2 separate regions of the Homo sapiens genome follow, and region 2 is linked to region 1. A link is a loop called in an ENCODE intact Hi-C map of the cell type or tissue named here. Cell type or tissue: MCF 10A. All regions are shown on one strand. Each heading gives the region's core, and the rest is flanking DNA. Links, peaks and the distances in the headings are about the cores only.

Region 1 (15,053 bases), core at 4,791-12,790:
TTTTGACTTTACTAGAAAGAAATGAATTTAGCATAGCAGATGTGAACAGCCCTCCTCCAGTGAATATAAACAGCCAAGCCCAGACTAACTTCCTTCCAGAGTCATCTTTCATTAGTTCCTCTGTTCACAACCCATAGCTCTCCTTTCTGTTTCAGGTCTGCACTGGAATCCCTGGTCCACCACTTAATGGCTGTGTGACTTTGAGTAGGTCACTTAACCTCTCTTAGCTTCCATTTCCTCCTGTGTAAAAGCAGACTGTTAAAACCGCTACTTCCTAAAGGCTGTCGTGGGAATTAAAGTATGACACATGCTTATCTCAGTGTCTAGCACAGGGAAGCATCAATAAATGACAGTGAGTTGATGTCACTATCACCACCATACATCCGCAACCCATTGTGCCTTTCTACTTCATACCCTAGCAGGGAAACTGAGGCCCACAAGACTTGGGACTTAAGTGATCTGTGGCTCCCAGCACGGGCCTCACTGGGTCATGCTTGCTGCTCTCAATCAGTGCTTGGGGTCACCTGGGAAACAGACTCCTGGGCTGCTCTCCCAGAGATTCTAATTCAAGAGATCCACGTGGGCACTCAGGGATCTGCAGTTTTTAACAAATACCGCAGGTTATTCAGGGGCCAGTAGGCACCAACAGTGCCGTGTGCGTCCCCACCTGTAGCTTCCCTTCCTCTAATTATCCTGCACCCTCCAAGGCCTGGCATAAGCTTCTATCCACCTCCTCTCAGCACTCCAGCCCAAGATACACTCTTTCTACTCAATTCTCATTTGTCACTCGCCATTGATTACCAGGCATCATTAGTTATCCTTTTATATACATTTGCTTCGTGTGCCCCTGGAAGCAGGGGCTATGGCTACACGTCCCTGAGTCCAAATACTTGCAGACTGGAGCACGCCCTGTACAGCTCTCAGCATGGAGGGCTTGTTTTGGGTTTCCTGACTGGGCGAGGGTGCCAACAGATCTGAGCTCCATGTGAGGTGCTGCTCTTTCTCTCCTCCCTGGAGTTAAGTCAAATGGGATCAGGGTTCTATTCTAAGGGGCCCTGTCCCTCCCTGCCTCACCCATCGGGAAGATTGGCTGTGCATCTTGTGGGCAGAGGAGGAGGGCTGCCTTAACAGTCATTTTCATGGACTATGGACAGGAAGAGACTGACATGCCCAGGATTAAAGAGCCCGGGATGGGCTTTCAGACTTTGAAACAAGTACTGGCAGGCACACCCATCAGCGGTCTGGGCTCCAAATGTTCATCTGTGAGCTGGTGGTTTGGAACTTAGAATATATTTCCTAACCCACAGAAATAAATGTGATAAACTAAAACATCTGAAACGAAAGCTGTAGAACACAGCGTTGTTAAGTGCTACACGACGGCTTAGGGGTGGGGAGGGGGCTGACAATGAGACTGATTCGAAGTTCTTTCTTTATTTTAACCTTCTTTTTGGTTCTTAAGGAAAACTAAATTTAAGGAAAGAAGAACAAGGAGCAGGGAGATCCTTGTACAGATTCCACGGAGGTGTCTTTTAGGCACTTTTGAGGTCTTTAGTTTTGTTTGTTGTTCAATTTTAAAATACACAGTAGAGATGAGATCTCGCTATGTTGCCCAGGCTGGTCTTGAACTCCTGGACTCCAGCGATCCTCCTGCCTCAGCCTCCCAAAGTGCTGAGATTACAGCATGAGCCACTGCGCCTGGTCCAAGTTCTTTAGAAGTTGATGACATGGGCTGGGCGCAGTGTCACATGCCTGTAATCCCAGCACTTTGGGAGGCCAAGGTGGGCGGATCACCTGAGGTCAGAGTTCGAGACCAGCCTGATCAACATGGAGAAACCCTGTCTCTACTAAAAATACAAAAATTAGCCAGGCATGGTGGCGCATGCCTGTAATACCAGCCTTTTAGAGGCTGAGGCAGGAGAATAGCTTGAACCCAGGAGGCAGAGGTTGTGGTGAGCTGAGATCGGGCCATTGCACTCCAGCCTGGACAACAGGAGCGAAACTCCATCTCAAAAAAGAAGAAGAAGAAAAAGAAGAAAGAAGAAGAAGAAGAAGAAGAAGAAGAAGAAGAAGAAGAAGAAGAAGAAGAGGAGGAAGAGGAAGAGGAAGAGGAAGAGGAGGAGGAGGAGGAGGAGGAGGAGGAAGAGGAAGAGGAAGAAGAAGAAGTTGGTGACATGAATTGCTTGTGACACATAATTTCACAACTTACAACTTTTTGCAGAAAACAAAACTGCTTTTACTCTGTTACCATAGTATATTTAAATGTGGACGAGGCTGGGAAAGAGACTTGAGAAACTCAAAACAGATGATGTGTTAGATTAATCAGGATTAGGAGTGTCACTTCACCTTCCAAACACTCCTTTACTGTTGTGATAAATACAATTTATGCAATAAGTAAAAATCGAGATAGAACACATGGGAACATGTCCACACACAGCTTTTCTTTTCCTTTATACAGGTATGTTACTAAGATTACCTTTGTGTAAAACAGACATGATTGGGTCCACAAAGGGACCCAAAACAGAGAGAAGAGAGGAAAAAACAACCCCAGGGAGAGGGTGCTATGAAATAAGGGTGGATTCACCTGTGGCTGCTGAGCAAGGCGGAAGAGGGAAGTGGGGAAAAGGGGGTTTGAAGTGGAACTACAAAATAAAATGGGAGTGGAGAAGAGAAAAGAGAGGGGAAACTGGCCCATTTCTCTGGGTGGGGCATGGAGGGGAGAAGGAGAGGTGAGGTCAGGTGAGGTGAGGCTGCTGGAGGAGACGGGTGCATCCAGGTGGAGAGGGGGCGCGGAGGACACGTGCAACCACCTCTTCAGCCACAAGGTGTTTGGAGTTTGGCTGTTGCTGCTCAAAGGTGCCTATACTCTTAGGTCAACAATTTCTGAGATGTGCTTTAGTGTGAGTCACACAGTTGGAGACACTCATGAAAAATCAGTTCATCCTTACACATCATTGCACCAGTCTAGTTCTCAGATATGCACTGAGATGAGAGCAAGAAAAACTTTCTGACCCCTAGTTTACAGTCTCACAGAGTAACACTGTATGCTAAAAAGGACATCATTGAGACAGCGGGGGAAATGGGAATATGAGCTGTATGTGCGATAATAGTATTGTATCTATCTCCAGTTTCCCCAGCATGAAAATGGCGCTGTGGTTACGTACAAGAAGGTCCTTGTTTGTTGGAAATCTGTGTTGAAGTATTTAAGGAAGAAGTATCTGGAAGTCTGCAAACTCTCAAAGGTTCAACTATATATATTAGTTGAACCTATATATATAGTATATATATACCTGTATGTATACCTACAGATATATATATACACACTATATATATCTGTAGGTATACATACAGATACATATAGTTTATATATACATATAGTGTATACAGACACATATATACACTGTATGTATCTGTATGTACATATGTATATATATATCTGTATGTATCTGTATGTACATATGTGTATATATAGTGTGTATATATATCTGTATGTATACATACAGATACATAAATGGCATAATTATATTAATGATCTTATATATTACACATAATATATCAAATCATATATATACTGCATATGCAAAAATTAGATATATGCATAATTAGAGTGACTTTGTACACAAATTGGCAAAATGTTAACTGGTGAAAATGGACCATATCTCTGATTTTTCAGTTGAAAATTTTCAAAAGAAAAAATAATTCTAGCCCTCAGCCAGTGCTGGGAAACTTCCAGTCAGCCAAAGCTCCCTGCTGACCAGAACAGCTTACCTCCCCTCTCCCCTCCAGGCTCTTCCCTCCCTGTTCCTTCGGCCCAGCTCCCCAACTCTGAAACAAGAGAAAGGGCCAGCTAATTTGGTTCGCCTTTTAAAGAAGACATGCCCATCATTACGGAGGGAAGAGAAGAGAGCGAAAGTAGAAGAGACTCAAGTTCTAGGCCTGGCTTTGTCCTCAAGAGCCGTGGGTGAGCTAGAGCCAGCCATGCACAGAGCTACGGGGAGCAGAACCCCTCCCTGGTCCTTCCAGGTCTCCCACTCACTAATTCTTGGCCCCTTAGAGGAAAAAGTTCCCTTAGAGAAGACAAATCAGCTTATTTTATTCAACAGTTCAGTAACAAAGGAAATGAAATGCTCTTTTTTCCTGTATACACACAGAAAGGTCACACCAAAACCCAAGACGGCAAAGGCCCACGTACTTGCCCCCTCCTGCTAGCTGCCCACCCAGTCTGGGGCTCTGGGCTCTCCCAAAGCACACAATGGGTTCGCTGTGTCCCCAGCTTTGCTGAGAAGTGCTCGCCCAGATCACCACCTGGTCTCATCATAACCCCTCCTGTCACCTCTTCCCTCCCTACCTCAAAGAATGACCTGAAGAACTGGACATCAGCATCCCAGGAGACCCTCCCCTTGCTGTCTGTCACTCGTCAGTACCTGAAGACCTGGGACATTGCCTCTCTGTCTCCACATCACTGGGTTGCGTCTCTCCTTTTGCAGCCCAGGGGCTTCTGGGATTAATGGAGGTCCATCCAGTCCTGGGTGCTAAAGAGCCTGTGGCTTAAATCCCATTAACAAATCCCCTTGGTTCAGGGTTGGGATGGAAGCTGGGGAGCTGCTGCCAGGTTCCAGAGGGGCCAAAGGAAAGATGGAAATAATAATAAGGCAGTCAGACTGCCTCACATCCACTTTATCGCTACTCATTTTGTCACCTCATTAGACACAGGGCTGGGAAAACACTTGCTCCCATTTAAAAGCGCGTTGTTGACATTCAGTAAATGAGCATTCGTCTTCCCAGTCACCCAGAGCAAACAAAAGTCAGGCTGAAGGGAGCAGCCCCTGCAGAGACGTTTCTCACAGGGCAACATTTCTGAATGTGAACCAAAGTCAGCACCGTGAGCTCCACCTGGAAGTACGGGGCTGTGCAGGCCAATGGTGGAGCCCGTGCCCACCTGGAAGAGCAATTTGCCTTTCTGCTCAGGGAAGATCATTGATGCCAGGTTTCTGTGAAAGGCTAGTTTCATCTGTTTTCCCCTGGGTCCCTCCTAGAAAGATGGGAGTTTTCTTCCCTTGGAATGTCATTTTGCCTGGTTAAGCCCAGAAACAGATTCCCTGTAAGAGCAAGGGAGTCTGCCTCACTTGTCCCAAGTGTGGAGAAACAGGCGCTTTTATGAGATGTTTCGCTCCACACCCACGTATGTTCCATGGAACACCGCAAACATCAGGGAGTGGAGGTGGCTGTTAATAGCCCAGGGACTGGACAGGAAAATCGGTGCAGCCCAAATTTGTGCTGCCTGGGGGCTATTTCTACCGCACCACACCCTGGGCATCTTGCAAAGGGCATTTGGGCAGCTGGGGAGTCGGGTTATTGGGCCCCTGTTGGTTGGCTGTGGTTAAGGTGCAGGGGTTAACTTACTTACATGTGTCAGAGTGTGCAAAGCCTCTGCCTTAGAGTGAAACCTGAGGGGATCCCCAGGAGACCCTGATTTGAAGGTGATATCTGGGTAGAGAGTACCGGCCCTCCGGCATTTTTGCACCATCATTTCAACTCATGTTTTCTTAAAGTGGAGAGGTTAGGGTCATGGTTGCAGAGTGAGTTGGAGGGGACTCGGACATCGTGTTAGGCAGTCCTCTCCACAGCCCCTCATTTAGAGCTGAGGACCACGAGGAGCTGATATGTTACTGGGAATAACTAAGGTCTGAGTTACCTTCTCAACAACAACCAAAAGTGACTGTATAATTTTTGCTCTGGCTGTCCAGACATCTTTAGAAAAAGTCAAGTCATGACCATATCCTGTTGATTCATGAAGCCAAATTAAAATTAAGCTTCTTCAGGAAGCCCTGCCTTCTATATTCTCTCCAATTATACCATTCATTCCACAACTAGGAAGGAGAAGGAGCTGCCACGTATTGGCTTAATGTCTGGAGTTACCTGTGTTTCTGTTTGGCAGCGGACATCCAGGGTGTTTGGGAAGCAAGCACCTGCTGTAAGAAACAGACTGATCCATGCTCCTAACCCCCCTCCAGCCAAGCATCCCCATTCCTCAGGCACCTCACCTATTTGCGAAACTCTTCAACATGCCTCTCCAAGTTTCATCAAAATGCTCAGACGACTCTAAACATCCCCCGAGAGGAATTTCTGAGGTCTTTCAGATTCCATTAAAACATCAACATTATTCCCCCATCCCACTCCTAGTATATATATATTTCTTAAACAAGGAGATTGAAAAAAATGGGTTTGAATATCTGTGCTGGTGGTTATATCTCTGAGAGGTCTTAGATGGATCACCAGAGTGTTGAGGGGACTTTTGATTAATTGTGAAGCACTTTCAATCTGTTCTTTAGTGGGAAAAAGAAAGAAAGAAAGAAAAGAGGAAAAACCCATGCCCCAAGTGGCTTGCTCAATTTGCACAAACCTCATAAGAACCTGCTTCTCACTCATCCATATTGGAACGGTCACTGCCACCCCAGAGTGCGTGGCAGGAAAACCCGAACCCTGGGGCCTCAGTGGCTTCACACAGAAGCAAGTAATGGGACAAAGAGTCAAAGCTGTGTGCTCCCTACGCTCCTAAAAACCCAACACTGACGCTGCCCACAGTTCTCTGTTTCATTAAACACAAGTCCCAATGTCACCTTCTTAGACATTTTTCCTATGTAACTGAAGGCAAAACACATTAAATATTTGCTCTCGTCTTCCTATGATGAGAGTTAGCTAGCAGGCTCATAAATAATCCATTGACCAGGTTCACTTTTCTGGACAAAACTGATGGTAAAAATACATACACAAAGTCTTTGTAATGTCTGATTCAGAAATTCTACCCCTCTCAAATTCTTCAGAGTCCCAAATGGAAAAGGAACAATTCAATATGCAAAAGCCCCAGTTCAGAAGAAAATCTGCTCCTTAGCCCAAGACCCAAATCCACTCTTGAGCTCCAGAGAGCTTTTTTTCAAGAACAAGTTTGAATGTACACAATTTTCAAGCAAATGATGGTTATATCCTTCAACCACGTAGCACAGTCGTTGGAGTTGGAGTTTCACATACATTCTGAATGGCCTGTGAGGTGTCTGAGAGCGCCTCAGCTCTGACAGTGAAACCACCCAAGCGCACGGAGACTCGGCCCACTTAGGCGCCACTCAGAGATTTCTCTAGCTGTCTGGGCATTTGTGTCAACCAGAACTCTCCCTTTGCATAAAGCCACCTGCACGCGATGACAGCAAAGTAAAGATCAAACATAAACCATGGGTTGAAACGAAAGCAAGCAACTCTTCCCAAAGCGCAGGACAGCACTTTGCTCAAGACCCTCTTTAAGGGGTCTTTCACGGGTCCTCAAGAGGTTGCAAAGCCCCTGCAACAATAGACAAAGGAGCCCCCTACGCCCGCCCACTTCGAGCACTCCACGTTCCTCGTCTCCCACTCTGGCCGGTCAGCTTCAGCTCTGGCTCTTGCTGAGCGTGGAGGGCGCAGGGGCAGGATCCGGCGCCCACCGCTGGGGCGCATGCACCTCCTCGCCTCCTCGCAGGGCGGTGGGGCGCAGCGGTTCTATCCCCCTCCCCGAGGCGGGGAAGAAGGTCTGGAAAGAAACGTGGGTTCGAGGCGGAGAGGAAAAGCGGACCCACCTGCCAGGCTGCGCGGGGAGGCTGGTCCCGGGCTGGGCAGGCGGGCTGGCCTCGCGCCCTCGAGGCACCCGGCGGCGCTGGCTGTGCGGAGGGGCGCCGGCGCGGCCGTATTTGTACCCGCGGGCCCTCACATGGTCTGATCTCTAGATAGCCGCCGCCAAAGAGCTCTTGAAGAATTTTTGCGTCACTTTGAGGCGAATAAACTTAATGCTTCCCCGCGGCCGCGGCTCCGCGCTCCCGCTGGATGGGGTTGCGCTCGCCAGGGAGGGGCCGCGCTACGGGGCGGGGTGCGCGCCCGACCCCAGAGCCAGGAGGGGAGGGACCCCCGACACACACACACGCTCGCAGGGAGGAGCGGAGCGCGGAGCAGCCGGCAGGGCAGGGCCGAGCGAGGAATCCTGACTTTCCTGCTCTTTAACTTTGCGGGAGGGGGGAGGCTGCACAAAGGAGCAGGTGTGCGCCTCCCCTGCCGCCCCGCGCCCACAGGACGGCACACAGGGGTCTGCTCGTGCCGCTTTCTCTTGACCTCGGACACCTCCCCATCGTCCCCATCCCGAAAGCTGCTCTCTCTTTCTTCCTGGGACCTAGCAGTACTCGATACCCATGCGTTTATCTGACTGACCGGCTGGGATGTGAGCTCAGCTTAGAGGCCCTTGTCTAATTCCTCTCCGTCCCCAGAGTCTCACAATAAAGACTTCCACAATGAAGGAATGAAGAACTGGTTCTCATTTTGTTAACCAGCTACAGTTCAAAGCTGCGTCAAAAAGGAGCACAGTGCTTTGGGAGGCTGAGGCGGGAGGATTGCTTGAGCCCAGGAATTCAAGACCAGCCTGGGCAACACAGCAAGACCCCATCTCTAGAAAAAAAATTTTTTTAATTAGCCGGGCGTGGTTGCTCGCGCTTGTGTTCCCAGCTACTCAGGAGGCTGAGGTGGAGGATCAGCTGAGCCCGGGAGGTCGAGGCTGCAGTGAGCCGTGATCGAACCACTGCACTCCAACCTGGTGACAATTTGAATTATCTGAAAGGGCCCAGCAGGAGCCTATTGTTTTGAACCATGTGCATGTAGTTTTGATAATTTTTTCAAAAAGTTTAAAAATTGATTTAATGTTAATATCCTTTTTGCTAAAATTATTTAAAACTTTAAAAAGGGCACATGCAGTACTTGCTTTGGGTTGTCCCTGAGGCGGAAAGGAGAGGGCTCTACCTCTCCCCAAGAGGAGGCCAGGAACGATAGGAAGTAGAAGACCGAAAGGAAATAGCAGTGACAAGTTTGCAGCTCCAGAGAAGCCACCGCCCCTTGTACTTGGAGGAACTGACCCCTGAAAACTGTGCGGCCGGTTGGGCTGAGCGTCTAGAGGGACTGAGCTGGACAACCACGGGCAAGCGAGGGCAGCTCCCAGCGGGTGGAGTCCGCGCGGGATTCTGGTGCCACCTAGACGCCAGGGCGGGGACCGCAAGGTGGGCGGGAGGCTTGGAGGCCGGGATGCGGGGGAATACTGGTAGGGTGCAAGGAGAATGCTGGAGGGGTGCAGGGGGGATGCCGGGGGTGCATGGGGGGATGCTGGGGGGTGCAGGGGGGATACTGCGAGGGGTGCAGGGGGGATAATGGGGGTTGCAGGGGAGATCCTGGGAGAGGTGCAGGGGGATGCTGGAAGGGCTGCAGGGGGGATGCTGGGGGTGCAGGGGAGATGCTGGGGGGGCTGCAGGGGGGATGCTGGGGGTGCAGGGGGGATGCCGCGAGGGGTGAAGGGGGGGATAATGGGGGATGCAGGAGCGATCCTAGGAGGGGTACAGGGAGTTGCTGGGAGGTTGCAGGGGGGATGCTGGGAGGGCTGCAGTAGGGACATTAGGGGTTAGGTGCTGGCATTCAGAGCGGCAACGCCAGGCGGGAGAATCCCCAACAAGCTTGGGAATTTCACCCCCAGGGGCAGCGCCTGCACGGGAGTGGGGCCTCCTCCTTTCAGATGAACACAGTTGTCTGCTGCCTCCCACGTTCCACTTCTTAAATGAGCATGTTTGTGCTGTATAGGCAAGGGCAACAGAAAACGCAAAGTGTCCTTTCCAGGAGGGCCAAAGGAGGGGGGCAGGGACGCTGGGAAGAGGCGCCAAAGCGGAGGACGGCTGCAGGGGTGACTTCAGCGCTTGGCTACCAAGACCAGGTCTGTCCAGTGTGACTTCTTAGCACTTCTTAATTGTGCAGTCTCGCCACTTCTGATCTTCCTTCTAGACTCTTTCTAGCCGAAGATGCATTCCTGCCCAGCGCGCAGCCCCTCCCTATGGCACTGCCCTGTTCTGTGCAGGTGCTGCCTAGAGAGTGGGCACCCTGTGGACCTGGGTCAAATCCCGGCCCCCACCCTGTACTGTGGTGTGGGCTTGACCGAGCTCCTTAACCTCAAGCTGTCTGGCCTTTGTGTCTCTGTTTGTGAAGTAGGGAGGATGATCTCAGTGGGCACTGCCCAGCTGTGGGTGGGGAAGGGGCCAACTCCTTGCAGGCCCTGTGCGCTGGGCCCTTCCTCCAAGGGGGCCTTCGACCCCTCCTCTCTCTGGCCGGGTGGTCCCATCTCCTCCCCTCTTGCTCCCCAGCTGCGGGCAACCACCATTAGCAAATGACATTAGAATTACACAGACGGCCCCGCCCTGGTTCCCCCTGCCTCCATGGCAGAGTCCGCACACAACTGGCCCAGACCCTCCCCCTCTCTCTAAACAGGTGTTTCTCTTCCTCCTGCCCTGGGTACCATCCCACAGAGAGGCCAGGCCCACCTGCAGGTCCTCACCTCCACAGAGCCAGCCTCTCTTGAGCAGCTCCGCTCTGCCTTCTGATACTCATCGCCACAAGCACCTTGTCCTTCCTCGGCCTCCCACTCCCTCCCTCTGAGCCCGCGCCCTGCTCCCCTGCCTGGCGGTCAGTCGACTGCCCCGCCCCGCCTCCAATTCAGGTGGACAGGCTTCAGCGTCCACTACCGGGGAAGAGGCAGCCCCGCACCCGTGCCTCCCCCCGCCTCTGGGCCGCTCCTTCCCAGCCTGAGCCTGACCGCATGAGGAAGGCACAACCTCTCTGCTCCAGAGACCTGGAGAGGCCGGGAGGCCCTGTCCTGGGCATGGAAGGCAGGAGGGAGCCCTGAGTGCGGCAGGAGGGAAGCAGCGCTTCAGGGGAAGGATCTAATGGCTGTGACCTGCGTGGGCTGCAGGTAAGAGTAGGGGGGAAGGGGGTTGTCGTGGTGGTTGGGACAGACGGGTTCCTTAGAATGTGAATGCAGGCGTCAGCTGGTGGCCGCAGGGAAGAGATGCAAGCCAGAAACCCAGCAGGCACCTGCGAAGCTTGGTGCTGGTGGTGTATAGGGACAGCCAGGGAGATGTCAAGGGCGACAGGTCCTGGGCAGCTGGGAAGAGGCTGCCTGGCAATCACCGCACAGCAATAGTTTTTCTTTGTTCACCTGCTTGAGCCCAGAAATAGTGGGGCTTAGAAGCTGCTCTGGGGCTCAGAATAAATACAAGCTTTCACTTTAAGAGGAAAGGGGCACATAAATATTTACACCTGCCCCAAACACCACCAAGAAAACCCACTTCCTGGAAGTCTCAAAGGCCAGCAGTGAGTCCCCTGTGGAGCCAGCCAGGACCGAACCATGCGAATCCCAGGCTCTCCCTCCGGAAGCCCTTGGTGCCATCTGTCTGTCCTGTCTCTGCCCTGTTTATACAATAACGAAAGAAGAAGGCCCACCCCTCCTTGTGGGCTTTTTCTCAGGCCCAGGAAAATGCTGACAATATTCAGTCCTTAGAGTGTCATCTTGCTCCATTCCCACCAGCACCTCCCCGACACCCCTGGTTTTTCCTGGGACCCCCAGTTTTTCCTGGCATGGTTCTGGTGACTCTACATTCATGTTCAGTGGCACCTCCAAGGCAGGACTTGCTGCCACTGTGAACCCTGGGCTCATCTCTACGGAGGTCTCCATGGGAGCCCCTAGCAGGCCCACCCCATCCAGATGAAGCAAGCTAAAGGGAACTCCAGACAAGGTCCTTTTGGGAGTGCGGGGGGTTTGGGGGAGGAACAGATCAGGTTCAGCCCTAAGAAAGGCCAGAAACATTTGGAAGTAGGTTCATTTTGTCATTGGTCATTTTTCCCAGCTCCTTCCCCTCATTCCTCCAGAGCCTTCTGCCTTTGCTAAACCCTCCTCCTAGCACCCCATCACCCGGTCTCCCACCTCCCTCTCCCCAGCCCCACCATCCTCTTGACTTGAACTCCCATTATCTCTCAGTCAGGTATTACGGCAGCAGCCTCACCACACCACTCACTCTATGATAACACCCCAAACACCCCCAGAAGCACTTGCTGGGCAAATGCTAATGCCAATAACAATAACTAAGACTTTTATAGCACTTTCTATCTAAGCCCCATAATTAATTCCCTCAGTCTTCACCATGGGCCCCTGCTGCTTCCACAACCCCATTGAGAGGCACAGTAATAATTGTTTAAAATCAGTAAGTATTTGTCAGATTAGCATCGATTTAAGTTTCTGTTGCTAACCCTGCTTAACTCATTGTATATTCAGACTTCACAGATAATTTTTTCTAAAAGAGAGGAAAAGGCAGGAGTGGCTGATGTGGAAAGGCCCAGCTTGAAGGATACTCACACGTGAGGAGAAATCAGGGTGTAGGTGACACCCCAGACTTTACAGATACTGTGACTACCCCACGATCTATCTGCAATCTCTGTGAGCCATGGTGTAGCAGGACGAGCCTCAGACAAAACCCTTCAGATGCCAGGTTGAAGAAGGAAGTGGCTTTATTCGGCTGGGAGCATCAGCGGACTCATGTCTCAAGAACTGAGCTCCCTGAAAAAGAAATTCCTGGCCCTTTTAAGGGCTTACCACTCTAAGGGGTACACGTGAAAGGGTTGTGATAGATCGAGCAAGCGTGGGGAACATGACTGGGGGCTACATGCATCAGCTAACAGAACAGAAACTTTTGCAATGCTTCCTCATACAATGCCTGGAATTTACAGATAACACAAGTAGTTTAGGTCAGGGGTTGATATTATTATTATTATTATTATTTTATTTTATTTTATTTTGAGACAGAGTCTTGCTCTGTTGCCCAGGCTGGAGTGCAGTGGCGCAATCTTGGCTTGCTGCAAGCTCCTCCTCGGTTCATGCCATTCTCCTGCCTCAGCCTCCCGAGTAGCTGGGACTACAGGCACCCACCACCATGCCCGGCTAATTTTTGTATTTTTAGTAGAGATGGGTTTCACCTTGTTAGCCAGGATGGTCTCGATCTCCTGACCTTGTGATCCACCCACCTCGGCCTCCCAAAGTGCTGGGATTACAGGCGTGAGCCACCACGCCCGGCCTATTATTATTTTTTAACCACCAGGGCCGGGTGGTGGCGCCAAGGTCGTCTGGCTATTTATCTTACTTCTGTTTTTTTTCTGACTTTTTGCTTTTTTCCTTATCTTCTGTCTTATAAACTAGGTGGGTCGGAGGGGAGGAGGAGAAGGGCAGCAGGAGAAGTGGTGGTCTCCTTCCTTAAGGGTTTATGATTTCTACTTCCTCCCTAGGGGATTCCCTTCCCTGACTTCATCAGCCAGGGCCACACTCCAGAGGGCAGCTGTTTTTCCCTTCCACGTTGGTGGAGATGTTGACGCCAGAAGCACAGAGAACCAGGGAGGGCCCCACCGCCCTGTACACATACAGCTGTTGCAGCACCTTGGTCCCTCTCCGAATTTCCCAGGCTCTGGGTTCCCAAGGGACAGGGTGCTGCCTCTCTCCATGCCTCAACACCTATCACTGTGTGGGCGCACAGCAGGCTCCATAAATGTACACACCAGCAATGAAGGGCTAGGAAAATGCCTCTGAGTCTTACCAGACTTAGTGCCATAAAACCAGGGCCCCAGTGGCATATCCACCAATGGAGTACCATGCAGCAGGTAGAAAGAGTAAGGCAGTTTTCTATGGGCTGATCTGGGGGAGTTCTCAAGATTTATTGTAAATGGAGGAAAAAAAATGCATAGAACAGTTGTTACTCCAAATTGTTGAGGGCAAGGCATGGGGGCTGATATGTGTATTGAAATCTGTAAGCACACAGAAGAGACTGGGAACAGTAGGTGCCTTGGAGGCAGAGGACATTAGGATGGAGGGAAACCCCCTTTGTCAATGTCTACCCTGCTATACTATTTAAATATTTGCCATGTGCAGGTGATATTTTTATGAAACTTTTTCAGAAAAGCATTTTTTAATTATAAAAGGCAAAGAAAGAAAGGGGTAACGGTGGAAGGGAGGGAAAAGAAAGAAAAGAGGGGAAGGGAAAAAAAAAGATGTTCTAAGGGGCCTCAAGTTTCTCACAAAGGAGGGAGGAGCCCTAGGGAGTTTGAAGGAGTTCAGCTCCATGTTACACCAGACGCACTACCCACCAAATCGTGCCACATTACACATCACCAGTGCTGTTCACTTAAGCAGGACATTTTTTTTTCCTATTTATTAGCAAAGATGCTGGGAGCCAAGAGGTGAAGTCCAAGGCTTTGCTCAAGATCTGATCAAAGAGCTAGACCTACTCTTAGAACTCAAGCCCTCTGCTCCCAGCTCCTGAAGCCAATCCTCTCTCCTGTACCCCATTTCCATTTTTCTTTCTCCTGCTCAAGTTTATAAGACACTCACCCTCTCTTTGGCTCTTCCTCTCAGCAAACTTCAGGGTAAATTGTGCCTCTCCATCTAGGAAGGGCTTCCCTTAGTTTCTTCTTGGTAAGCTGATCACCGCGTTCACTGTGGGTTGAAGTTACTTTAAAACAAGTCAGCACGTTACCTTCTCCAACTTCAAGCCCTTTCACAATTATTACGGAGTTTACTGCAAGATCTCTCTCATATAAAGTCACCTTTTCAACTGGTTCATGCATAAACATGTTATTTTCCCAAGTAAATGACAAATTTGGTTGGAGAGAAGGGAATTGTTTTAACTCCCAGAGGGGCTCCCACAACACTGGACACATTGAAGAATCTCCATGAGAACTGTTTTTAATAAAAGCTGCCATTTATTGAGCCTCTACTAGGCACATTATATGCATTATCTTCTGTCCTTTTTCTACCATATGGGAAATATGCAATATAAACTGGTATTATTATTTTTGGATAACTATATATGTTATCAAAAAATATAGTTTTCCTCAGCCAGGTTTCAGGCTGAGTTCTCATATTTAATAATTTTTTTTTTTTTTGAGATGCAGTCTCGCTTTGTCATCCAGGCTGAAGTGCAGTGGCGTGATCTCGGCTCACTGCAACCTCCGCCACCTGGGTTCAAGCAATTCTCCTGCCTCAGCCTCCTGAGTAGCTGGGACTACAGGTGCCCACCACCACGCCTGGCTAATTTTTGTATTTTTAGTAGAGACAGGGTTTCACCATGTTGGTCAGATGGTCTCGATCTCTTGACCTTGTGATCTGCCCACCTCGACCTCACGAAGTGAATAAA
Region 2 (15,053 bases), core at 496-8,495, 110 kb before region 1:
TGAATCAAGGTTACTAGTTAAATCTCCATTTCTGCGTAGCCAACTAGAATATTTTCAAATGGAATATTGAGGAAGTTACTAATTACAACTTTTGAATTTTTAATTATGTCGTTGCATTAGTAGATATTTAATACCTACAATAGGTTAAGAGTTGATCAGTTTTGCATCTATATAGCCTATATACTTTTTATTATGTGGTACGCTTTAACAGTTTTTTTTGGGACCTTATATAGTGTTGCTTTCAACCAGTGTCTAGTCTAGTGGGGAAGACAGACATGTGAACATGAATATAAAGCAAACTGAAATATGAAAAGGAAACTAATATACTGAGGATTCCTGTGTGCTCATTATACTTTATTTGATCTTCAGGATCACTCTGATGTATTATTATTCCCATTTTACAGGTCAGAAAATTGAAGCTCAGGTTAAGTAATTTGTTCAAGGCCATGTGGCTGATAAATAAGTGTCAAGATTGGGATTTGAACACAGGCCTATCTGACCTTCAAACCTATACTATTCTTCTGTCTTGCCTTGTTTTAACAGTAGCGTTACAGAATGTGAATGAAATGTAGAGAATGAAATGATTCACTTTGTTGCAGGAAAATCAAGGCAGGAATAAGCATTTAAATAACATTCAAGGCTGGTTTAGATTTAAATAGGCAAAAATAGAGGTGAAATAATTTCATTTGGGAGAGAACAGCAAGAAATACAGAATGGCATACAAGTACAAGGCATTTTTGTGGAATAATGTGGCTGGAGAAGAGGGTATATAGGAAAAAATGTTGCAGATACGGTTGTAACAGGATTGGGCCAGATTGTGGAGTACCTTAAATTTTTCGTATAAAATTTCAACTTTATATTTTCAAGTAGTTTTTGAGTAATTCGGTGATATCATCACACTTTTGGGAAGATAACTCTTGAATTGTAAAACAAAGAAAGGGAGAAATGAGAGATGAGTTTAAAAATGCTTGTTAGAAGGCTTTTTTAGTAGTTCAGGTGAGAGATCTCAACCTAGGTTGAGGTCATTGGGAATTAATGGGGAAAAATGTGAGCGATACCACAGAAATAAGTAGGACCTGGCAGCCACATTGAATATATGGGAAAGAGATGGAGTCCTGATGCAAGATCTTTTTTTTTTTTTTTTGGTCATCATTTTCCCTCATTAAAAAAATATATAATTCACACACTGTATACTTTACCCTTTTAAAGTGTACAATTCACTGTGTGTGTGCGTGTGTGTGTGTGTTTTTTTTTTTTTTTGAGACGGAGTCTCTGTCACTCAGGCTGGAGTGCGGTGGCGTGATCTCGGCTCACTGCAACTGCAACCTCCACCTCCCGGGTTCAAGCAATTCTCCTGCCTCAGCCTCCTGAGTAGCTGGGATTACAGGCACCTGCCACCATACCCAGCTAATTTTTGTATTTTTAGTAGAGACGGAGTTTCACCATGTTGATCAGGCTGGTCTCGAACCCCTGACCTTGTGATCCACCTCGCCCGGCCTCCCAAAGTGCTGGGATTACAGGCGTGAGCCGCCGCGCCCGGCCAATTCACTGGTTTTTAAGAGTTGTGCCGGCATCACCACTGTTTAGAACATTTTCCTCACCCAGAAAGAAACTGTGTACCCATTACCATCACTCCCCATTCTCCCCACCCCTAAACCCTGGCAACCACTAATTTACTTTCTGTTTCTATGGGTTTCCCTATTCTGCACATTTCATATAAATAGAATCATGCAATAGGCTTTCTTTTGTGTCTGACTTCTTTCACTTAGCATGATGTTCTCAAGATTGTAACGTGTCAGTACTCTTTATTTCTTTTTTTATTACTGAATAATATTCCATTGTATGAATGTACCATATTTTATCTATCAGTGGTAGGCATTTGGGTTTTTCCCAATTTCTGGCAATAATGCTGCTATAAATACTTGTGTATAGGTTTTTTGTGTGGATATGTTTTCATTTCCATTGGATATTCTATTGGATATGTACCTAGGATGGAAATTTCTGGTTCATATGATAACTCTGGTTTCATATATATATATATATATATATATATATATATATTTTTTTTTTTTTTTTTTTTTTTTTTTTTTTTTTTTTTGAGACGGAGTTTTACTCTTCACCCAGGCTGGAGTGCAGTGGCGTGATCTCGGCTTATTGCAATCTCTGCCTCCCTGTTTCAAGCAATTCTCCCGCCTCAGCCTCCTGAGTAGCTGGGATTACAGGCGTGTGCCACCATGCCTGGCTAATTTTGTACTTTTAGTAGAGACAGGTTTTCACCATGGTGGCCAGCCTGTTCTTGAACTCCTGACCTCAGGTGATCTGCCTGCCTCGGCCTCCCAAAGTGCTGGGATTACAGGTGTGAGCCACCACACCTGGCCTGGTTTTATTTTTTGAGGAACTGCCAGACTTTTTCAAAATGGCTGCACCATTTTGCATTCCTGTCAGCAGTGTATGAGGGTTTTGACACTTCCACATCCTGTCTAACATTTCTTTTTTATTGTAGCCATATAGAAGGTGTACAGTGGTATCTCATTGTGGCTTTGATTTGCACTTCCCTGGTGGCCAATAATGTTGGACACTTTTTTGTTTTTGGAGAAATGTATATTCATGTCATTTACCTTTTTTTAAAAAAAATTTAAAATTGAGATGGGGTCTCACTATATTGGCCAGGTTGGTCTTGAACACCTGGCCTCAAGCAATCCTCCTGCCTCAGCTTCCCAAAGTGCTGGGACTACAGGTGCAAGCCACTGTTCCCAGCCACATTTATCTCTTTTTATTTTATTTTATTTTTTGAGACAGAGTCTCGCTCTGTAGCCCAGGCTGGAGTGCAGTGGCACGAACTTGGCTCACTACAACCTCCACCTCCTGGGTTCAACCAGTTTCCCTGCTTCAGCCTCCCGAGTAGCTAGGACTACAGGTGCAGCTGGGATTACAGGCATGTGCCACTACGCCCAGCTAATTTTTGTATTTTTAGTAGAGACGGGGTTTCACTATGTTGGCCAGGCTGGTCTCGAACTCCTGACCTTGTGATCTGCCTGCCTCAGCCTTCCAAAGTGCTGGGATTACAGGCATGAGCCACCGTGCCCGGCTTTACCTCTTTTTAAATTGGGTTGTCATTTTATTATGGATTGTAAGAGTTCCTTTAGTATCTTATTAGATATATGGTTTGTAAGTATATTCTCCTGTTCTGTGGGTTGTCTGTTCACTTTTCTTGAAAATATCCTTCGAAGCACAAAAGTTGTTTTGAGGAAATACATTTTTTGCTGCTGTTGCTGGTGCTTTAGTGTCCTACCTAAGAAACCATTGCCTAATCCGAGGTCACAAAGATTTCCACTATGTTTTCTTCTAAGAATTTTGTTGTTTTAGTCCTTGAGTTTAGGTCTTTCATACATTTTGAAATTTTTTTTTTTTAATAATAAGAGAGAGGGGGTTCAACTTCATTCATTTGCATATGGATATCCAGTTGTCCCAGCACCTTTTGTTGAAGACTGTTTACCATTAAATCGTCCATCGTCTATTTACCATTAAATTTTCTAGCACCCTTGTGGTTTAATATACAAATAATTATAAAAATCACTTACTATGGATACAACAGAAGGATTGGACATGCTTATCTTGCATTTCACATTAAAGCACCCTGGTATACTGTGTAACACAAAGCATCATGGCCAGGCATGATAACTCATGCCTGTACCCTCATGCACTTTCGGAGGCTGAGGTGGGAGAATCGCTTGAGGCTAGGAGTTCAAGTCCAGCCTGGGCAACAGCGAGACCCCGTCTCTATAAAAAAAAAAAAAGTGTGGTGGCACGCACTGGTAATGTTAGGTACTTGGAAGGCTCAGGTGGGGAGAATTGCTTGAGCCCAGGTTTGAGGTTGCAGTGAGCTAGGATTGTGCTACTGCACTCCAGCCTGGGCAACAGAGGGAGATCCTGTCTCTAAAATAAAAAGAAAAAGCGATATGAAATGACCACAACATACCACAGTTTGAGAAGGATGGGTTTACACAAGTAATCTAGAGAGTTTTTTGATGTTACTGCTGTTTCTTTTCCATTGTGAAATGAGGCTGGTGTTAGCTAGCCAGTGGGTACACTAGAGTCAGCAAAGATAGGCCTGGGCCATTTTGTGCTAGCTTTCTCCTTCCCTCCTGCTCTTCCTCTTTTCCTCCTTCCTGTAGTGGGACTTTAATACAGAGAATTGTTAACATAGGTGATGGAAGACTTGAGATGCCAAAAAGGGCATGATGAGGCAGTCGAGAGATTAGCAGCAGTAAGAAGCAAGTAGTGATATATAGAGGGATACAAGTAGGAGATGGTTCTTGGAGGCTGGGGACCAGAGTTACCTGGTGGGAACTGGGCTTGTCCAGAAGGAGCAGAAACATTTGGGAGATTCAGTCTTAGAGAGAAAGGTTCTCCTACCTTCCGGTCAAAGCCAATGGACAAGGGAGCTGCAGCTTATTTCTTAGTGAACGGAATATAAAACCATTCCTTAGAATAATTTCCTTACCTATAAAAAAATCAGTCTGGTTAATTCCAGCTTGTCTTTTTACTGAGAAGTAAATTTATTGAGTATATTTAAATATTTGTGAGATTTGGCCAGTCATGGTGGCTCAGGCCTATAATCCCAGCACTTTGGGAGGCTGAGGTGGGCAGATCACTTGAGGTCAGTAGTTCAAGACCAGCCTGGCCAATATGGTGAAACACCATCTCTACTAAAAATACAAAAATTAGCTGGACATGGTGGTGGGCACCTGTAATCCCAGCTACTCAGGCTGAGGCAGGAAAATCACTTGAACCCTGGAGGCAGAGGTTGAGTGAGCTGATATCAAGCCACTGCACTCCAGCCTGGGTGACAGAACGAGACTCCGTCTCAAAAAAAAAGATTAAAAAAAAATTTGTGTGATTTGACTATATATTAAAATCTCTTTCATAATTAGTCAACAATTTAAGCAACAATTAAATTATTAGTGCTGTGGAAAATATAGAAGAAAGATAATTTCTTATTCCCCTCCTGAGGAAAGCATTTGATACACCTGGAAAGGAGCTGCTATGAAGCCAATTTATCTGTTCTTTTTATCAATTCAGCAGCATTTAAGATCAGATTTTTTCTCTAGTGGTCCAGCAGAGGGAGCCCTAGCACATGAATTGTTTTCATTTTGTGCTTGCATCCAGGGTTAGTTTAGTGGGAAAGTGGTAGTCTATCCCTTTTAATTATAATTTAAGCAGTTCCTCCTTTCTTTTTTGAGACAGAGTCTAGCTCTGTCATCCAGGCTGGAGTGCAGTGGCGGCATCTCGGGTCACTGCAGCCTCCACCTCCCAAGTTAAAGCAGTTCTTGTGCCTCAGCCTCCCAAGTAGCTGGGATCACAGGCGTTCGCCACCAGGCCCAGCTAATTTTTGTATTTTTTGTAGAGATGGGGTTTTGCCATGTTGGCCAGGCTGGTCTTGAACTCCTGGCCTCAAGGGATCTGCCTGCCTCAGCCTCCCAAAGTGCTGTGATTGCAGGCGTGAGCCACCATGCGTGGCCTAGTAGATCCTCTTTTTCAAATTGTCAGAATAAGTTAGAAATAATTATCATTTTGTTCAAGGTGGGAGAGATGGTTGGGGGGGTGGTGAAAGTTTTTACACCATATGAGTAAGAAAGCATATTCTGATGCTGCTATCAATTCATAAGTGAGTGGTTTTGCTGTCATAATTTTCCGGTCTCACTGTCACCATGTTCATTCTTTTCTGTTGGATTATTTTAATTGTTTCATAACTAGTTTCCTTATTATCTGTCTTCTCAAATTATTTATGATATTGTCAGATTGATCTTCCTAAAGCACAGTTATAATCACTGATCCTCAGTCCTGAACGTAATTATATTTAAAATCTAAAGTGCTAATCTTGACTTTGAAAACCTTCTCTATGCTTTGCCCCTAGAATGCTTACTAGCATTTTCTCCTAACTGTTCCTCCATAAAAAGTACACTGTCGTGCTTGCAGTTTTTCACAGCTCTGCTTTTCTTTACACTGGAAGTCTTCTCCCCATTTTTTTAATGTCCAAATTATAGCCATCCTTCAAAACCCAGCGCAAAAGCTACTTCTTTCAAGATACCTTCTTTGATTTTCCTCACTGGAAAGAATCTCTTCCTTTTTCTTACACTCTTTACCTTTCTTATTGCACTTAGCTTTTAAAAGCTTGCATTATAAGTTGTTTACATACATGTCTTGTCACTGTACTAGATAAAGTATGAGCTCTATGAGTTAGGATCTGGCCATCTAGCCTAGCTTCGTATTTATTTTTTGAAACAGAGTCTTGTTCTATTGCCCAGGCTGGAGTGCAGTGGTGCGATTTTGGGTCACTGCAACCTCCGCTTCCCAGCCTGAGCAATCTTTTAGCCTCCGCCTCCTGAGTAGCTGGGACCACCGGTGCGAGACACCACTCTCGGCTCATTTTTGTATTTTTTTGTAGAGACAGGGTTTCGCCATGTTGCCCAGGCGGGTCTCAAGCTCTTGAGCTCAAAGTAAAACGCCCACCTTGGCCTCCCAAAGTGCTAGGATTACAAGTGTGAGCCACCATGCCTGGCCTAGGCTAGCTTCTAAAAATTAGTAAGATTATTTATTCAGGTGTTTTAGCTGTCTGTATTGTAAAGATCCAGATAGTAAATGTTTTAGGCCTTGCAGGGCAACTGTACAACTTCATTCTCAGTGTGAAAGCAGCCATTAGGCAATATGTAAATTATGAGCATGAGTAATAAATGTGTTTTAATAAAATTTTATTTACAAAAATGGAGATGGGCTGTATTTGACCCATAGCCTACAACTTGCTGACCACTGGTCTGTATGATTGTTCTCAAAAGTATTTTTGATAACAGATATTTAATGAGTGTTAAGTGACCAAGATGGTTAGATGTTGCATGACAGATTAAACCTAGAACTGTTTTTTAGATGTTTATCTATGATAAATGCCTGCCCATTTTGCAGAGCATAATGAATTTTCCTTTTAATGTCGGCAATTGAAATGTTTATTTCTAAACAATGGTATACTTGTGAAATCTAGTTTTGTAACATAATTTATATGCCATTAAGAGATACGATGTATAGAATCTGAAAATTGTTGCACTTTTTTTGGAGACAAGGTTTTGCTCTGCTGCCCAGGCTGGAGTGCAGTGGTATGATCACGGCTCACTGCAACCTCTACCTTCTGGGCTCAAGTGATCCTCTCACTTAAACACTCCAGTAGCTGGCACCACAGGGATGTGCCACCACATCTGGCTAATTTGTTTATTTTTTGTAGAGACAGGGTCTCCCTCTGTTTCCCAGGCTGGTCTCAGACTCCTGGCCTCTAGTGATCCTTGTGCCTCAGCCTCCCAAAGTGTCGGGATTATAGGTGTGAACTACTGTAACTGGCCTAGTTGTTGCTTTTGGATAAAGAGACAAAACTTTTTAACCACTTTAAAAGAGAGTATTAAGTTTAGATAGCTAAAATTTATTAACTTAGTTTTACATTTTATTTAATTTACATTACTTATTATTTTTTTTCATTTTTTGAGACAGGATCTTGCTCTTTCACCCAGGATGGAGTGCAATTTGTGCAGTCACAACTCATGGCAGCCTCAACCTCCCAGGCCGAAGCACGCCTCTCACCTCAGCCTCCCAAGTAGCTGGGACCACAGGCACACACCACCATGCCTGGCTAATTTTTTAATTTATTTTTTGTAGAGACAGAGTCTCACTGCGTTGCCTAGGCTGCTCTTGAACTCCTGGGCTCAAGTGATCCACCTGCTTTGGCCTCCCAAAGTGTTGGGCTTATAGGTGTGAGCCACTGCACCTGGCTGTGAACTTAGTATGTGTATATATGTATATGTAGTTATATATATATATAAAATTATATATATAAAATTACTCAGAAGCCATAGTATATTCCTTTTATAGGTTAAGCATTTATAGAAATTATAAGGGAAACATTAAAACCCTAGCAGAAAAAAAAGAGGAAAACACATTTAGAGACAAATATAGAAAAAATAGAAATATCTAATGAACATTAAAAATACTCAATTTTACTATAAGAAATGTAAACTTAGGACAATAGTGAGCTACCATTTTTTGCCATCATATTAGCCAAATACTTTTTAAAAATGAAATGGCAAGATCTTTGTGAAATTGCACTCGAATTTTTGTTATAAATTAATGCACATTTTTGGAAGCAGATGGACCTTTTCTGGAAAGCAATTCCAAAAATTAGTATAAATCTTTTAAAAGTTGACTATTGTTTACCCAATATTATCAGTCAGGAGACAGAAACCTTGCCAATATTTTCTTTTCTAAAATTTTGTCTTGGAATTGTCAGAAATTGATATAATATATTTTTAGGTATTCAAAAGCATTTATCTTGGGTCTCTTTATGATCGTAAAAATTTAAGACCAGTCCAGCTTTCAACAGTGAAAGCATGAGTAAGTAAAGTGTGTGCAATACTACGGCTATCACATTCATCATGAAATAACATTTAGTGAAAAAATATATACAAATTTGTTATAGATAAAAGGAAAAAAGACAATAAAGCATTTCATATTAATGGTAGTTATCTTTGTATGGCAGACAATGAGTGGTTTTTTTGTTTTTTTTTTTTTAATTTGTAGAGATGGGGGTCTCGCTATATTGCCCAGGCTCATTTTGAACTCCAGGCCTCAAGTGATCCTCCTGCTTTGGTGTCCCCAAGTGCTGGGATTACAGGTGTGAGCCACCACGCCTGGCATGATTTTTTTTTTTATACTTTTCTGTATTTTCAACTATTTTTTAAGAAAAATTATGGTGAATTTTAAGGATTTCCCATAGTGTATTTAGTTTCCAAATCATATTAAAATGTAAAAAGATATAACACATTTTATCTGATAGAAGACTAGGAGAGAAAATATTGGGACATTTTAAAAGCATGAGGTAGATGAAATAAGGATACAAAATTGAATACTTAGGGTTGTACAATGCTATAGGTGCACAGATAAGTAAAAAATAATAAATGAAAATGATTACTTTTTAGCATGGTAGTGTGAGTTTTTTTTCAAAATCATATTATTATTTTGTTATAATTTTGACGAATACAAGGAAGTGAGTGCTTAAAAAAAAAAAGATAACCATAATTGTGTATTCCCAAAGTAAGAAGCATTAGCAAGTTACAGGATTACATAAGTGTATACACTTCCATTCCTTTCACTATTTCTTGATATTTCTCCTCTTTAATCTTTTTAAAAATTTTCTTGAAAAAGTAAGTTGAAGGTTTGGTTTTCCTAATGAAAAATTAATCTTATTTTAGCTGGAAGCCTGTTTGGCTTACTATTGGTAAGAAAAAGTTAAAATTTTAATCTGTCTGAACATTATAGTACATCCAAATCAATAAAATGTTTTAGTTGTGGTTTTTCATCAGTTTTAATCAGATAATGCCTTACTTCTGTAGATATAGTCTAGTATAGTTCAAATAAAAAGACAGTTGTACATAGATAAGACAAAGCATATTGTGAAAATGTTGGGAAATTTAGGTTATTTTAATGATGGCTGAGAATTTGTGAACTTTTCTCATATGCTATTAAACTGAATTACTAGTAAATTTATGGTACCGAGTATATCAAACAGTGAGGGATTTAAAGTAATTTTGCAATTTGCTAAAATTTCATCCTTAACATACTGGCTAAGAGTGAAAAAGCAAGAAGAGAGAAAAGGAAAAGGATGGAACTAAGACAATTCTATTAGAAGTGGGGAGATGGCAAGAAAATTCTGTCCTCCTTATTTTTCTTTTTCTTTTTTAAAATATTTCATTTTGAGACAGGGACTCACTGTTGTCCAGGCTAGAGTGCAGTGGCTCTGTCACAGCTCACTGTAGCCTCAACCTCCTGGGCTCAAGCAATTCTCCCACCTCAGCCTCCCAAGTAGCTGAGACTACAGTCATGCACTACCATGCCTGCCTAATTTTTTTTTATTTTTTTGTTGAGACAGAGTCTCACTATGTTGCCCAGGCTGTTCTGGAGCCCCTGGCTTCAAATGATCCTCCTGCCTCAGCCTCTCAAAGTACTGGGATTAGAAGTGTGAGCCACTATGCCCAGCGTCCACTAGTCTTTTTAACCATTGTTTTCCATTTCTGAGGTCTTTGACTTAATTTCATAGTTTTTCAACATGTGCTCATTGGGGCATTATTTCTTAAGTTTTTGATTGTTAAATAATGCTTGCCCATTGCTTTTGTCACTTAAATATCTACTTGATTGGGTGTAATATTTCTACAATAACAATTTATTTCAAAATCTTACAGACATTAGTGATTTTTTCTGGTACTTAATGTTCTTATGAGGAAGTACAACACTATAGTTTCTTTTATCCCTACTTCTAGACTTTTTTTAATTGGCTTGGACTACTGGAGAGTATATAGCCTTTTTAACTCAATGTGTCTTGCTGCAAATAATGTTGAATTGTTTTTTCCAGGAATACACTGTTTCTTTTTCTCTAAATATTTAGCTTTTTCTTCATTTCATTGAAATTTACTGTCATCCATGTGCTGGGTTATCATTTTGGAGGATCATCTTTGTCTTTCATATCATCGTCATGCATTTATTAATGCATTCAACAGATATTTATTGATCACTTGCCCTGTGCCAGTGAAACATAACAAAAGCCACTGCCTTTATGGCACTTATATTCTCAAGGTGGTGGTGGTGGGGGGTGATAAGTAATTAACATAACAGATAAGTAAGTTACATGTGAATTTAGAAGATTACAGAGCTGTGAAAAAGTAGAGCAGGATAAGGAAAATTAAACAGGTATTTAGGGAAATTACTCAGTCTATGTCTTTTTCTCTCTACTAAGATTAAACTTTTGTCAGTGTTTCAGTTATAGCTTTTCTGTTTCTTACTGTTTCTAATTTATTAGCTCTATTGGTGTTATTTTAGTCTTCAATATATTTTCTTTAGCTCTACAGTTTCTCTGTCTTTTATTGTCCTCTCATCTGAATAGTAACTTTTAAAATTTAATTAGTAATCTTATTTTGAAGAGTTTGACAGGGAAGAGAGAGAGGAAGAGATGGAAATGATAGTTCAAAGATACACAGGTATACCTCACTGATATTGTGGGTATGGTTCCAGACCACTGCAATAAAGTAAATATCTCAGTAAAGCAAGTCATGTAAGTTTTTTGTTTCCTAGTGTATATAAAAGTTATGTTTATGCTATGCTGTAGTTTTTAAAGTGTGTAATAGCATTATAGCTAAAAAAATGCCTATACCATAATTTTAAAATACTTTATGCTAAAAAATGCTAATGATCATGTGAGCCTTTAGCCAGCAATAATCTTTTTGCTGGTGGAGGGTTTTGTCTCAATGTTAATGGCTGCTGACTGATCAGGTGATGTTTGCTGAAGGCTGGGTGGCCGTAGCAATTTCTTAAGACAAAAATGAAGTTTGCTGCATTGATCGACTCTTCCTTTAATGAATTATTTCTCGGTAACATGTGATGCTGTTTGATAGCATTTACCCACAGTAGAACTTTAAAAATTGGAGTCAGTCCTCTCAAATCCTGCTGCTGTTTTATCAACTAAGTTTATGTAATAATCTAAATTCTTTGTTGTCATTTCAACAATGCTCACGTCGTCACCATGAGTAGATTCTATATAAAGAAACCAGTGCAAGGCCAGGCGCGGTGGCTCACGCTTGTAATCCCAGCACTTTGGGAGGCCGAGGCGGGCGGATCACAAGGTCAGGAGATCAAGACCATCCTGGCTAACATGGTGAAACCCCGTCTCTACTAAAAATACAAAAAATTAGCCGGGCATGGTGGCGGGCGCCTGTAGTCCCAGCTACTCCGGAGGCTGAGGCAGGAGAATGGCATGAACCAGGGAGGCAGAGCTTGCAGTGAGCTGAGATCATACCACTGCACTCCAGCCTGGGCGACAGAGCGAGACTGTCTCAAAAAAAAAAAAAAGAAAAGAAAAGAAACCAGTGCAGTGGCTCATGCCTATAATCCCAGCACTTTGGGAGACTGAAGTAGGCGAATCACCTGAGGTCAGGAGTTCAAGACCAGCCTGGCCAACATGGTGAAACCCCGTCTCTACTAAAAAATAAAAAAGTTAGCCAGTTGTGGTGGCGTGCGCCTGTAATCCCAGCTACTCAGAAGACTGAGGCAGGAGAATCATATGAGCCCAGGAGGTGGAGGTTGCAGTGAGCCAAGATCATGCCACTGCACTCCAGCTTGGGCGACAGAGCGAGACTGTCTCAAAAAGAAAAGAAACCATTTTCTTTGCTCATCCAGTAGAAGAAATTTGTCATCAATTCAAGTTTTATCATGAGATTGTCATCAATTCAAGTTTTATCATGAGCAGTTCAGTCACATCTTCAGACTCCATTTGTAATTCTAGTTCTCTTGCCATTTCTACCCCATCTGTAGCCACTTCATCTACTGAAGTCTTGAAGCCCTCAAAGTCATTCATGAGAGTTGGAATCAGCTTCTTCCAAACTCATGTTAATGATGTTTGGCCTCCACCCATGAATCACAAGTGTTCTTAATGGCTTCTAGACTGTTGAATTTCTTCCAGAAGGTTTTCAGTTTACTTGCCCACATCTGTCAGAGGAATCACTGTCTGTGGAAGCTGTAGAGTTTATGAAATGTATTTTTGTTTTTTCGAGACAAGGTCTCGCTTTGTCACTCTGGCTGGAGTGCAGTGGTGCGATCTTGGTTCACTGCAACCTCTGTCGCCTGGGCTCAAACGATCCTCCCACCTCAGTCAGCCTCCTGAGTAGCATGGGCCACAGGCACTCACCACCACACCCAGCTATTTTTTTTTTTTTTTTTTTTTTGGTAGAGACAGGGGTCTCACCATGTTGCCCAGTATGGTCTCAAACTCCTGAGCTCAAGCAATCTACCTGCCTTGGCTTCCCAAAGTGCTGGGGTTACAGGTATGAGCCACCACACCTGGCCTTGAAATGTATTTCTTAAATAAGCCTTGAAGGTCAGAATTACTCCTTGAACCATTTGCTCCAGAATGGATAGTGTGTTGATAGGCCTGAAAACAACATTCATCTCCTTGTACATCTCTGTCAGAGCTCGTGATAACCCGATGCATTGTCAGCAGTATTTTGAAAGGAATCTTTTTTTTCAAGCAGTGGGTCTCCATGACGGGATTAAAATATTCAGTAAACCAAGCTGTAAACAGATGTGCTGTCATGTAGGCTTTGTTGTTTCATTTATAGAGCACAGGCAAGTAGATTTAGCATAATTTTTAAGGGCCCTAGCATTTTTCAAATTGTCAATGAGAGTCAGCCTTTGAAGCTTTGAAGCCAAGCGTTGACTTCTCTTGGGCTTTGAAAGTCCTAGATGGCATCTTCTTCCAATAGAAGGCTGTTTTGTCTACATTGAGAATCTGTTGTTTATTGTAGCCACTTTCATTGATGGTCCCTGTTAGGTTTTCTGGATAACTTACTGCAGCTTCTAAATTGGCTTAAGGGAACATTGTGGCTAGTTTGATCTTCTCTTCAGACTACTAAAATTCTCTCCATATCAGCAATAAGGCTGTTTGCCTTCTTATCATTCATGTGTTCACTGGAGTAGCAACTTTTAATTTCCTTCCATAACTTTTCCTTTGCATTCAGAACTTGACTGTTTGACTGCAAGAAGCCTAGCTTTCAGCCTGTCTCGCCTTTCAGCATGCCTTCCTCAATCAGCTTAATCATTTCCAGCTTTTGATTTAAAGTAAGAAACCTGCTACTCTTTCTTTCACTTGAACACTTAAAGGCCATTGTAGGGTTATTAGTTGACCTAATTTCAGTATTGTTGCGTCTCAAGGAATAGGAAGGCCTGAGGAGAGGGAGAGAGGAGAGAGGAAAACACCGGTTGGTGGAGCAGTCAGTCAGAAAACACACAACATGTATCAGTTAAGTTACCCATTTTATCTGGGCATGGTACATGGCTTCCCCAAACAGATACGTTAATAACACCAAAGATTGTTGATTACAGATCATTGTAACATGTAATAATGAAAAAGTTTGAAATATTGTGAGAATTACCAAAATGTGACACACTGACATGAAGTGAACACATGCTGTTGGAAAAATGGCACTGATAGACTTACTCAATGCTGGGTTGCCACACATCTTCAATTTGTAGTAAAACATCCGTGAAGCACAATAAAACAAGGAATACCTATAATGGTACGGTCATTGTAATTTTCCTTTTTGTTGTTGTCTTAGGATAGAGATAATCTGTGCAGGTTTCAGCTGAAAGAGAAGCAGCTAAGGAAAAATGAGAGATTTTACAGCTAAGGAAACTAGGGTGTCAAGAAGTTAACTGGTCAATAGCACACACAGGGTACTTAGATAATAGAGCTAAATTTTGAATTCAGGTCTGCCTGATTCAAGTCCATGCTTTTAAACAATGTAATGTACTCCCTCTGAGAGTTAGTTTGTTCATAATGGAATTTCCAGAGTTTCAGAGAATGGATTTCAGAAACAATAGAAAAAGGGTTAGTAGGGGACTGGCAAAGATCAGGTTGACTTCAAAGGGTCAATCTTGTTTATTATTTGGAAAGGGAACACAAATAGAAGTTGTGTTCAAATGTGCTTTTTATCATGTGAAATTACACAACTTTGCCTTCCAGTGACCTAGGAATATTTTGAGGAGATTAGGCTATATTTAATTTTCAACAAAATTGACATCCCATTGTCCGGATATATATATATATTTTTTGAACAGTCTATCCCAAGGGTTTTCAATGGGTATGCTGCTACTTCAAGAGGAAATTCAGAAATTTGTGGAGTGGCTTTTACTTATCATAATTGTTTTATTTCTTTCTTTCTTTCTTTATTTGAGACAGGGTCTTACTCTCTCTCCCAGGCTGGAGTGAAGTGGTGCAGTGACAGCTCACTGCAACCTCTGCGTCCAGGACTCAAGCGATCCTCCCGTTTCAGCCTGCTGATTAGCTGGGACTACAGGCACGTGCCACCATGCCCAGCTAATTTTTGTATTTTTTTTTTGTAGAGACAGGATTTCACCATGTTGGCCCAGGCTGGTCTTGAACTCCTGGGGCTCAAGTGATCTGCCCACTTCGG

Evidence for each region. Peaks named below come from ENCODE experiments on the same cell type or tissue, not always from the same donor. Only the 100,000 strongest peaks of a DNase experiment are listed, where the experiment ranks them.
Region 2: a loop joins it to region 1, with 20 times the contacts of the local background. A loop is called at or near these places in 18 of 110 quality-filtered maps.

What each region holds. Positions count from the first base shown.
Region 1 is chr17:30,228,012-30,243,064 of GRCh38, forward strand. SLC6A4 (solute carrier family 6 member 4) reads right to left here and starts at 7,686. Exons shown (of 15, transcript NM_001045.6): 1 at 7,602-7,686. It overlaps LOC105371720 (a long non-coding RNA gene), which reads left to right and starts at 9,487. Exons shown (of 3, transcript XR_007065698.1): 1 at 9,487-9,760; 2 at 10,309-10,789. RefSeq lists promoters at 7,470-9,496, 7,470-9,254, 7,470-7,764, 7,660-9,484, 7,665-9,510 and 1 more, cis regulatory regions at 7,765-9,254, 8,126-8,950, 8,827-8,866, 9,094-9,264, 9,133-9,152 and 2 more, a silencer at 7,920-8,102 and an enhancer at 10,318-11,218. In MCF 10A, for the core only: a CTCF peak has its summit at 9,024; a DNase peak (open chromatin) is centred at 9,010.
Region 2 is chr17:30,120,326-30,135,378 of GRCh38, forward strand. The region is part of intron 2 of NSRP1 (nuclear speckle splicing regulatory protein 1); the gene reads left to right. Among named protein-coding and RNA genes, the nearest start is that of MIR3184, 11 kb to the left of the region's middle. In MCF 10A, for the core only: a CTCF peak has its summit at 5,114 (motif pointing right); a DNase peak (open chromatin) is centred at 5,126.